Regions from separate parts of the Homo sapiens genome. Here region 1 is linked to region 2. A link is an interaction called in ENCODE POLR2A ChIA-PET data of the cell type or tissue named here. Cell type or tissue: A673. All regions are shown on one strand. Links, peaks and the distances in the headings refer to the core of each region. The heading gives the core; the rest is flanking DNA.

Evidence for each region. ChIA-PET counts read pairs that join two places held together with the same protein. Peaks named below come from ENCODE experiments on the same cell type or tissue, not always from the same donor. Only the 100,000 strongest peaks of a DNase experiment are listed, where the experiment ranks them.
Region 1: POLR2A ChIA-PET joins it to region 2 with 6 read pairs; 1 of 35 experiments calls an interaction of 5 or more read pairs at or near these places.

Annotation. Positions count from the first base shown.
Region 1 is chr16:70,024,353-70,029,734 of GRCh38, forward strand. It overlaps the pseudogene PDXDC2P-NPIPB14P and the pseudogene PDXDC2P. Among named protein-coding and RNA genes, the nearest start is that of MIR1972-2, 3.3 kb to the right of the region's middle. In A673, for the core only: no CTCF peak of the experiment used is centred there; DNase peaks (open chromatin) are centred at 1,699, 2,016 and 2,280; H3K27ac peaks cover 1,905 bases.
Region 2 is chr16:69,273,358-69,278,739 of GRCh38, forward strand. The region is part of intron 4 of SNTB2 (syntrophin beta 2); the gene reads left to right. Among named protein-coding and RNA genes, the nearest start is that of VPS4A, 35 kb to the right of the region's middle. In A673, for the core only: no CTCF peak of the experiment used is centred there; a DNase peak (open chromatin) is centred at 2,994; H3K4me3 peaks cover 869 bases; H3K27ac peaks cover 2,772 bases.

The DNA.
Region 1 (5,382 bases), core at 110-5,109, 750 kb after region 2:
TAACACACTGGATCCTGGTTGATGTTGTGCCTGAGGCAGTCATAACACTGCTCTTTGTAGTTATGTGAGCCAGTAAGATCTCTTTGGGCTTAAGCCAATTTGGGTTATTTTGTGATCTGTGACCCGAAGAGCCCTTCGTGATAAATGTCACCAAAGTGAGAGCCTGGATGTCCAGTCCTCATGAGGACTCTGTGCAGGCCCGAATGGAGCCACCAGCCTCACCGCCGGCTTACCCCTCCACATGAAGCCATATGCCATACTGCTCACAGAGTTCTTTCAATCTCCCAATCTTGTCTGTGTGTCCTACTGCTGCCGTTCCTAGGATAAAACAAATCAGGGCATTAAAAGGAACAAATGTTTTCTAAGGCTTTATACCTTAAACACTTTTATACACATTATCGCCCTAGGAGGGAAGTGACTTATTATATCCCTATTTTATTGAGATTTTCTTTGTGGAAGGACTTAAAATCAGTGTTTGTGAGTTGACTTATTACAAGCTTTGAAGAGTATGTAATCTCTATTACATGTATCTAATTATGTCATTGAAATCTTTTATATACTTATTTTCTATCTACTTGATCTGCTGACTCATGAGAAATATATTCAAATCTCCCACCAAGATTGTGGTTTGTCAATATATACTTGTGTTACATCAGACTTTTCCTTTAGCTTTCCTTTATATATTTTAAAGTTATGTTCACAAGCATTCATAACTGTTTTTTTTTTTTTTTTTTTGAGATGGAGTCTCACACTGTCGCCCAGGCTAGAGTGCAGTGGCATGATCTCAACTCTGCAACCTCCACCTCCCAGGTTCAAGCAATTCTCCTCGCCTCAGCCTCCCAAGTAGGTGGGATTACAGGCACCGGCCACCACGCCCGGCTAATTTTTTTGTATTTTTAGTAGAGACGGGGTTTCACTACGTTGGCCAGGCTGGTCTCGAACTCCTGACCTCGTGATCCACCTGCCTCGGCCTTCCAAAGTGCTGGGATTATAAGCATGAGCCACCGTGCCCAGCAGGTATAACTGTTATTTCTTTTAGGAGATTACATCTTTCATCAATATGAAGTCTATTTTATCCCACACTAATATGGCTATGGTACTTTCATTTTGTCAGCATTTGTCCAAGATAAACTTTTCCACCTTTTTATTTTATCGTCACTTCCTGGATTATTTTGATTTAGATATGCCCTTTATAAAAATCATATAGGTGGGCTGGGCACAGTGGCTCACACCTGTAATCCCAGCACTCTGGGAGGCCCAGGCGGGTGGATCACAAGGTCAGGAGATCGAGACCATCCTGGCTAACACGGTGAAATCCTGTCTCTACTAAAAATACAAAAACAAAATTAGCAGGGTGTAGTGGTGGGTGCCTATAGTCCCAGGTACTCGGGGGGCTGAGGCGGGAGAATGGCGTGAACCCGGGAGGCAGAGCTTGCAGTGAGCTGAGATCGTGCCACTGCACTCCAGCCTGGGCAACAAAGCGAGACTCCAGCTCAAAAAACAAACAAAACATATAGATGAATTTGTTTTGTTTCCACCCAGGTTCTTTGTAATACAGAACATGCATTCTGAAGCCAGCTTAAGCATATTAAGCACTTTCAGCCGCTCCCTTGGTAATTGATTGCACTACAGATTTTGCTGGGGAGATCCCTTTTCAGAGAGAGCTTAGTTAAAACGTGGAGTCAGGCATCCCCCAACCGTCCTCAATTTCCAGTTAGCAGCAAGCCAACTAAAAAGATTTCAAACCCTCACCAACGGCCTCAACAAACACAGCTAAAGAAAGTAGTTCTTTTGTAAGGTCTATGCCAGGAAAAGGGCTGAAAACTTTTCCCCTCATACCTAAATCTACCTCAAATTAAAAAAAAAAAAAATCTTAACAGACACATTTAGTTTAGCTGAAACAAGATCAAATGTCAATGCATGGGCTGTGCCACAGGCTCTTCCAGCAAAATAAAAGCGTACTGCTGTGTTAGTGCCCGGACCGCATTCAGATTCTCTTTTCATATTTCTTGGCAACGTCTGGTGACTAACCCTTGACATGTGTCTTCTGACATCTGCAACATAATCACACTGGCAAGTCACTCAGTCACATGCAAACTGCAGCCCCTCCAGTTTATCATGTGATTGAATATGGGTGAATTTGTGTTTTTAAACAATAAGGCAGGAAGTGATGGTTTTCCTGTTGGCAATAAAGTGAATATTTATGTGGTTTTTCTATTTTGTCTTTTTTTTTTTTGAGACAGAGTCTCACCCTGTTGCCCAGGCTCACTGCAATCTCAGCCTCCTGGATTCAAGCTATTCTCCCGCCTCGGCCTCCTAAGTAGCTGGGATTACAGGTGCCTGCCACCACAACCAGCTAATTTTTATATTTTTAGTACAGACAGGGTTTCGCCATTTTGGCCAGGCTGGTCTTGAACTCCTGACCTCAGGTGATCTTCCCGCCTTGGCCTCTCAAAGTGCTGGAATTACAGGCATGAGCCACCACACCCAGCCTAAATAAGCAGTTTTATTGTAGTATGATTTTTTTTTTTTTTTTTTTTTTTTGAGACAGAGTCCCTTTCTGTCACCCAGGCTACAGTGCAGTAGTGCGATCTTGGCTCACTGCAACCTCCACCTCCCAGGTTCAAGCAATTCTCCTGCCTCAGCCTCCCAAGTAGCTAGGACTACAGGTGCACACCACCACACCTGGCTAATTTTTGCATTTTTAGTAGAGATGGGGTTTTACCACGTTGGTCAGGCTGGTCTTGAACTCCTGACCTTGTGATCTGCCTGCCTCAGCCTCCCAAAGTGCTGGGACTACAGGCATGAGCTGCCATGCTCGGCCTATTGTAGTATGATTTACATGCAACAAAACTCACTCATGTAAGTATACGGTCCAATGAGTTTTGACAAATATATAGAGCATGTAACCATCAACACAATCAAGATTCAGAATACTTCCATCAACCCCCAAATCCCATCAACCCCAATATAATTACCCTTTCCCTGACTCCTCACTGGCCCTGGAAAATCCTGATCTGCTTCTGTCACTGTAGTTTTTTGCCTTTTTTTTTTTTTTTTTTTTTTTTTGAGATAGGGTCTCACTCTGTCGCCCAGGCTGAAGTGCAGTGGCACAATCTCGGCTCATTGCAAGCTCCGCCTCCCAGGTTCACGCCATTCTCCTGCCTCAGCCTCCCGAGTAGCTGGGACTACAGGTGCCCACCACCACGCCTGGCAAATTTTATTTATTTACTTATTTATTTTTTATAGAGACAGAGTCTCACTGTCACCAAGGCTGGAGTGCAGTGGTGCGATCTCACCTCACTGCAACCTCTGCCTCCCGAGTTCACGCCATTCTCCTGCCTCAGCCTCCCAAGTAGCTGGGACTACAGGTGCCCACCACCACACCCAGCTATTTTTTTTGTATTTTTAGTGGAAATGGGATTTCACCATGTTAGCCAGGATGTCTTGATCTCCTGACCTCAGAATCTGCCCGCCTCGGCCTCCCAAAGTGCCTGGCCTGACATAATATTTTAAAGAATTTTTTTTTTTTTTTTTTTTTTTTTTTAAGAAAGGACCTCGCTCTGTCACCCAGGCTGGGGTATGGTAGCACAATCTTGGCTCACTGCAACCTCTCTCTCCTGGGTTCAAGCCAACCTCCCACCAAAGCCTCTGGAGTAGCTGGGACTACAGGTACACATCACCACACCTGGCTAATGTTTAGTATTTTTTGTAGAGATTTCCTAGGGCTTTCGCCATGTTGCCCAGGCTGGTCTCGAACACCTGAGGGCAATTGATCTCGCCGTCTCAGCCTTCTCAAGTGTTGGGATTACAAGTGTGAGCCACCTGTAATTTCTCTAGTCTAACAGACAGGTAGTAATGTCTCACGGTGATCTTAATTTGCATTTCACTAATGACTAATGATGTTAAACATCTTTTCAAGTGCTATACATTTTCATTTTCTTTGATGAAGTATCTGCTCACATCTGTTGTTCATTTAAAAAACTGTATTGTGGGCCGGGCACAGTGGCTCACACCTGTAATCCCGGCACTTTGGGAGGCCAAGGCAGGCAGATCACCTAAGGTCAGGAGTTCAAGACCAGCCTGGCCAACACGGTGAAACTCCATCTCTACTAAAAATACAAAAAAACTAGCTAGGTGTGGTGGCGCATGCCTGTAATCCCAGATACTCGGGAGGCTAAGGCAGAAGAATCACTGGAACCCGGGAGGCAGAGGTTGCAGTGAGCCAAGATCGCACCACTGCACTCTAGTCTGGGCAACAGAATAAGACTCCATCTCAAAAAAAAAAAAAAAAATTGTATTGCTCGTGTCCTTATTGAGTTGTAACAGTTCTTTATATATTTTAGATACAAGTTCTTTGTCAAATGTTTTGTAGCTTCTGGGGAAAAGAATGAAAAAGAAATTTTAAAAGAAGACAGGCCTGGGACAGTGGCTGGCTGGGTGTGGTGGCTCACGCCTGTAATCCCATCACTTTGGGAGGCCAAGGCAGGTGGACCACCTGAGGTCAGGAGTTTGAGACCAGCCTGGCCAACATGGCGAAATCTCGTCTCTACTAAAAATATAAAAATTAGCCTGGCATGGTGGCATGCGCCTGTAATCCCAGCTACTCAGGAGGCTGAGGCAGGCGGATCGCTTGAACCTGGGAGGCATAGGTTGCAGTGAGCCAAGGTCGCACCACTGCACTCCAGCCTGGGCAGCACAGCAAAACTCCATCTCAAAAACATAAAAAATAAAAATAGAAAAAGACAAAAAAAAAAGAAATAAGAAAAAAATGTTTTGCAAATATTTCTCCCAGTCTGCAACTTGCCTTTCACCTTCTTAATAGGGGCTTTCAAACAGCTAATGCTTTTAATTTTTGATAAAGTACAATTTATGGTTCACATATTTTGTATCCTAAGAAACGTAACCTAAGGTCACAAAGATCTACTGTATTTTCTTCGAGACATTTTATTGTCTTAGATCTATGCTTAGGTTGATGAACCATTTATAGTTAATATTTATATATACAGAGAATAAGATAAGGGTTAAGATTCAGTTTTTTTTCCATATGGATATCCAAGCTCTAAGACCACTGATGTAAAAAGATTGTCCTTTCTCCCTCGAATTACTCAGGCATCTGTAAAAACCTGAAATGTCCATATACTTCACATGAGTCTATTTCTGAATTCTCTTTTTTATTTGGTTAATCTCACACAATCTTACTTGCTGCTTTACAGAAGTCTTGAAGTATGACAAGGTAAGTCTTCCAATTTTGTTCTTTTTCAAAATTCTTTGGGCTGTTCCTAGGTCCCTTGTATTTCTATATAAACTTTAGAATTAGCTCATCAAGTTCTATAAGAAATTGTAGCCTGTTGAGATTTTAAGAGGTATCGAGTTGAATCT
Region 2 (5,382 bases), core at 152-5,151:
GTGTGACATATCCACACAGTGGAATACTATTCTGCAGTTAAAAACAATAATGTTCTGATACATTCTGCAGTGTAGATGAATCTTGAAAACATTATGCTAAGTGAAAGAAGCCAGACAGAAACAACCACATACTGTATTTTTCCATTTATATGGAAAGTTCAGGATAGGCAAACCCAGGATAGACAGAAGGTAGATTAGTGGTTGCCGGCGGGGGAGCTAATGGGTACAGGATTTCTTTTTGAGATGATGACAGTCTGCTAAAATTGAATGTGGTGATGGTTGCAAAATTCTGAATATACTAAAGACCACTGTACTTCAAGGGATAAATTGTATGGTGTGTTTTATATTTTAATAATTCAGTTATTTAAATAAAATAATTAAACCCAACAAGATTGAAAAGAGAGACTAAGACTGATTCCTAATAAACTGAATGTTATACTAAGTAAGCGATAGCATGCTACTGAAACTTTCTGTGCCACATATTTTTCATTTGTTAAGTGCACCCTAATGAGATAGGGTGGGTGTTAGTATTAAATGAGTTAATACTAATAAACTGCCTAGAATGGTGCCTGACACATTGTAACTGCTCAAGTGTTAGCTGCTTTAATTATAATATTTATTATTAAATGAAAATTATGCCCAAGAAGAATTCTTTGTAAAAAGCATAATAATTAGGCCAGGTGCAGTGGTTCACGCCTATAATCCCAGCACTTTGGGAGGCCGAGGCTGGCGGATCACGAGGTCAGGAGTTCAAGACCAGCCTGACCAACATGGAGAAACCTCGTCTCTACTAAAAATACAAAAATTAGCCCAGCGTGGTGGCATATGCCCGTAATCCCAGCTACTTGGGAAGCTAAGGCAGAAGAATCGATTGAACCCCAGAGGCGGAGGTTGCAGTGAGCTGATACTGCACCACTGCACTCTAGCCTGGGCAACAGAGCAAGACTCTATCTCAAAAAAAAAAAAAAAGTATAATAATTAGTTTAATTTGGTCATTGTTAAAAGAGGAGCTCTGGCCCAGCGTGGTGGCTCACGCCTGTAATCCCAGCACTTTGGGAGGCCACGGCGGGTGGATCACGAGGTCAGGAGATTGAGACCATCCTGGCTAACACAGTGAAACCCCGTCTCTACTAAAACTACAAAAAATTAGCCGGGTGTGGTGGCGGGCGCCTGTGGTCCCAGCTACTAGGGAGGCTGAGGCAGGAGAATGGCATGAACCCAGGAGGCAGAGCTCGCAGTGAGCCAAGATCGCGTCACTGCACTCCTGCCTGGGAGACAGAGCGAGACTCCATCTCAAAAAAAAAAAAAAAAAAGAGGAGCTCTTAGCTGGGTGCCATGGCACGTGCCTGTAATCCCAGCTTCTTGGGAGGCTGGAAGAGTCACTTAAGCCCAGTAGTTCAAGACCAGCCTGGGCAACATAGTGAGACCTCTGGTCTCAAAAAAATTAAAAGAAAGGAAAAGGAGCAGTTTTTTGATCTGCCACCAATTTTTACAGATAGTCAAAGTTTCGTATTAAAGGTGAGGAATTCAAACATGCTCATACATGCAAATTAAACTCACCATTAATTAAATGGGTGGGTCTTATAGAGCTTCCTAGACTGATTGTCTGCCTTCCTTCCTCCTTCCCTTTCCTTTTTCTTCCCCTTCCCTCCCTTCCCTTCCCTTTCCTTTTCCTTTCTTTTCTCCCCTCCCTTCCTCTCTCTCTCCTTCCTTCCTTCTCTCTTTTTTTTTCTGACGAACTCTCACTCTGTTGTCCAGTCTAGAGTGTGCAGTGGCAGGATCATAGCTCACTGTAACCTCAAACTCCTGGGCTCAAGCCATCCTCCCACCTCAGCTTCTCGAGTAGCTAGGACTATAGGCATAAGCCACTATGCCAGGTTAATTTTTTATGGAGGTGAGGTCTTGCTGTGTTGCCCAGTCTGGTCTCAAACTCCTGGGCTCAAACAATTCTCATGCCTCTCAGTCTCCCAAATTTCTGGGATTATAAGTATGAGCCACCATACCAATTCATGTTGTTTCTTAATAAGTTTAATTAATGTAACAACAGGGATTCTTTACTCCTTGTTCAGGAAGTACTGGTGGATTAGAATAAAAAAAGACAGATGAAAGGTTTAGTTTTTCCATGTGGCCATGTTGGCAAGGTAGAATTGGTTGAAGTCACAGCACAATAGAATTAAGTGGGGCTTAATGATCCTCTACCAACCAGAGGCGGGTAAAGGGTAACCCTGAGAGAGACAAGAAGATGAAACCAGACCAGAAGGTATCCTGCAGAGGGAGGCAAGGCCAGAAAGTGTTTTTAATGTAGGGGAAAGGGAGTGTTTGAGATTTAAGTGAGTAATGAGAAGGGGCTGAATGTTTAATTTCCCTAATTCTATTGTTAATACTTTGGACCATGTTCTTATGAGTGGATGAGACAGAATAAAAAAGGATTGCATAAACACATAGGTAAGGAAAAGAAATTAAGGACCTTTATTATGTTAAAAAAAGTAGATAACTCCTGAAAAATTAAGAGTTGATTGTAGTTCAAAATCAAATAACATGCTTAGAGTAATGTAAATTAACCATGAGCTGCCATTTATATTGGATTGCACATTTACAGATTCTTCAAAACCAAAGCTCTGTACGTGTGTGGGTTTTAATAGCTGATAGTTCAGGCCAATGAGGAATAAGTAAAGCATGAAAGTGATAAATGAAGAGGATTTTTATTTTACACATTTCTTGAGATTAAAGCCAGATACATGACACAGGTAGAAAGACACTGGTTTTATAGGTGCTCTGGATTTTTCAGGATATGGATTTTGTTGTCTTTTCCTATAAGCCTTCTTTGGAAGAGAAAAAAGATCTCAAAAAAAAAAAAAAGTGTGGTGACTTTAGAATGTGGAATATTGAGTAGTGCTGTGCTTATGGGACTTGTGGGGCAAAAGCTGCCAAAATGCCTTTGCATGAACTCATCTGGCCTCTCCACAAAAGGGGGGCCTTTTAGCAGTGTTCCCAACCAACCGCTGCTCAGCGAGAGTCCAGCATCTGGTTTGAATTAGATTCCCTTTGCCAAATATTTCATAATCAAATCTGTAGGAAAAAATTCTCTTAGACTTTACGTTTTTTAATGTCTGTTTTGGGATTAGCATTCAAACTGAATATGATAGAATATCTATTGCTTTCACCAACACTTTGTCTTACTTGGATCCTCTGTGGAGTAATTTTGAAACTTACTTAACTCTTTCTGAGGTAGCTAATGTTTAATTGGCATGTTGGTTTTTTGGGAATCAGCTCAGTAAAGCAGTTCTCAAAGTATACTTCATGGACCTCTGCGGATCCCCTTTTCAGGGGCCTTGTGAGTTCAAAGCTATTTTCATAGTAATATTAAATGTAATTTGCTTTTTTTCATATTGTTGATATTTACACTGAGGATGTGTAAAATTGCTGGCACCTTAGCATGAATCAAGGCAGTTGGCACGAAACTGTTTTGGGAGTCATTGTATCCGTCCCCACGTGGACTTGCAGAGGGAAAAAAAAATGCCAGTTTAACTTCCAAATGTCTCTGCTGAAATAGTAAAAAATATTAATTTTATTTAATCTTGACCCTTGAGTATTCATCTTTGTAACATTCTGTGTGATGAAATGGGAAGTACTCATGGAGCACTTCTGCTGCATACTGAAGAATGACTGTTGTCTCAAGGAAAAGCACATGTGTGATTGAATTCTCAGCTGAACTCCATACATGCTTTTTCATGTAAACATCATTTTTTATTTGAAAGAATGACTGATTGACAAACACGTTTAGTGAGACTTGGGTATTTGTCACATCACCAAAATGAGTCTGTAACTTGAGGAAAACACTGATAGTATTTGTTGCCAATGATAAAATTGTAGCTTTCAAGCAAAAATTAGAATGCTGGAAAACTCATATCTGCTACTGTGAGCTTGACAGCTTCTCAGTACTTGCTTTTCTGGGGAGATTAGTGGTAATACCAAATGAGATTTTTTTATCTTTTATAATGAACCATTTTTAACATGGAAAATCTGTGTAACTCAGTGAACAAATATTTTTCCAAATGAATGATATATGGTGTTGCAAAATTATGCATGCATAAAAAAGATCCATTGAAATTTCAAGGGAAACCAGTTGATTTTTAATGTAAACATGATACAGAAACTATTGATAAGGTTTCATATTCCACATTGCAATTAATCTTTACCAAACCACTTGTTGAGTTTTGGTTCTGTGGACAGAAGGCTATCCACGTAATGTGAATGGGCTATTAAAATACTCTTCCCTTTTCCAACTACATATTTATGTGAGGCTGTAACTGCATATTACAATAGAATGCTGAAGCAGATGTCAAAATTCAGCTATTTTTAAGCTAGACATTAAAGAGATTTTATTTATTTCTCTTTGATGTACATTCCTCACCAAATTTTTAAAAATCCTGTATAGAAAACATTGTGAGGTGAGTGAATCCTTATAAATGAGGTAATATTTTGTTCTGTTACACTGATCTACTTAATACTTCTTTAAAATAGGGAAAATATAAAAAGTGAGGCCAGGAGTGGTGGCTCATGCCTGTAATCCCTGCACTTTGGGAGGCCAAGGCATGTGGATCGCTTGAGCCCAGGAGTTCAAGATCAGCCTAGGCAACATAATGAGACCTTATCTCTACACAAAATACAAAAATGAGCCAGGCACGGCGGCACGCGCCTATTGTCCCAACTACTTGGGAGGCTGAGGTGGGAGGATCACTTGAGCTCAGGAGTTCAAGATCAGCCTGGGCAACATAATGAGACCACATCTCTACACAAAATATAAAAATGAGCTGGGCGTGGTGGCGCATGCCTATAGTCCTAGCTACTCAGAAGCTGAGATGGGAGGATTGTTTGAGCTGGGTAGGTGGAGGTTGCAGTGAGCCAACACTGTGCTACTATACTCCAGTCTGGGGGACAGAGTGAGACCCTGTCTCAAAATGAAAATTAAAAAAAAAGAAAATATAAAAAGTGAATAGATTAAACTGTAAAGCAAAATACTGAATAGTTTCATGACCTTAAGGAAAATTACTTTTCTTATGGTTTTCCTATATGTATACTTCACTTTTTTTTGTAGGGTTTTTTTTTTTTTTTTGAGACGGAGTCTTGCTCTGTCACCCAGGCTGGAGGGCAGTGGTGCAATCTCTGCTCACCGCAACCTCCACCTCCTGGGTTCAAGCGATTCTCCTGCCTCAGCCTCCCGAGTAGCTGGAATTACAGGTGTGCACCACCATGCCCGGCTAATTTTTGTATTTTTAGTAGAGATGGGGCTTCGCCATGTTGGCCAGGCTGGTCTCAAACTCCTGACCTCAGGTGATCTGCCCGCCTTGGCCTCCCAACGTGCTGGGATTACAGGCATGA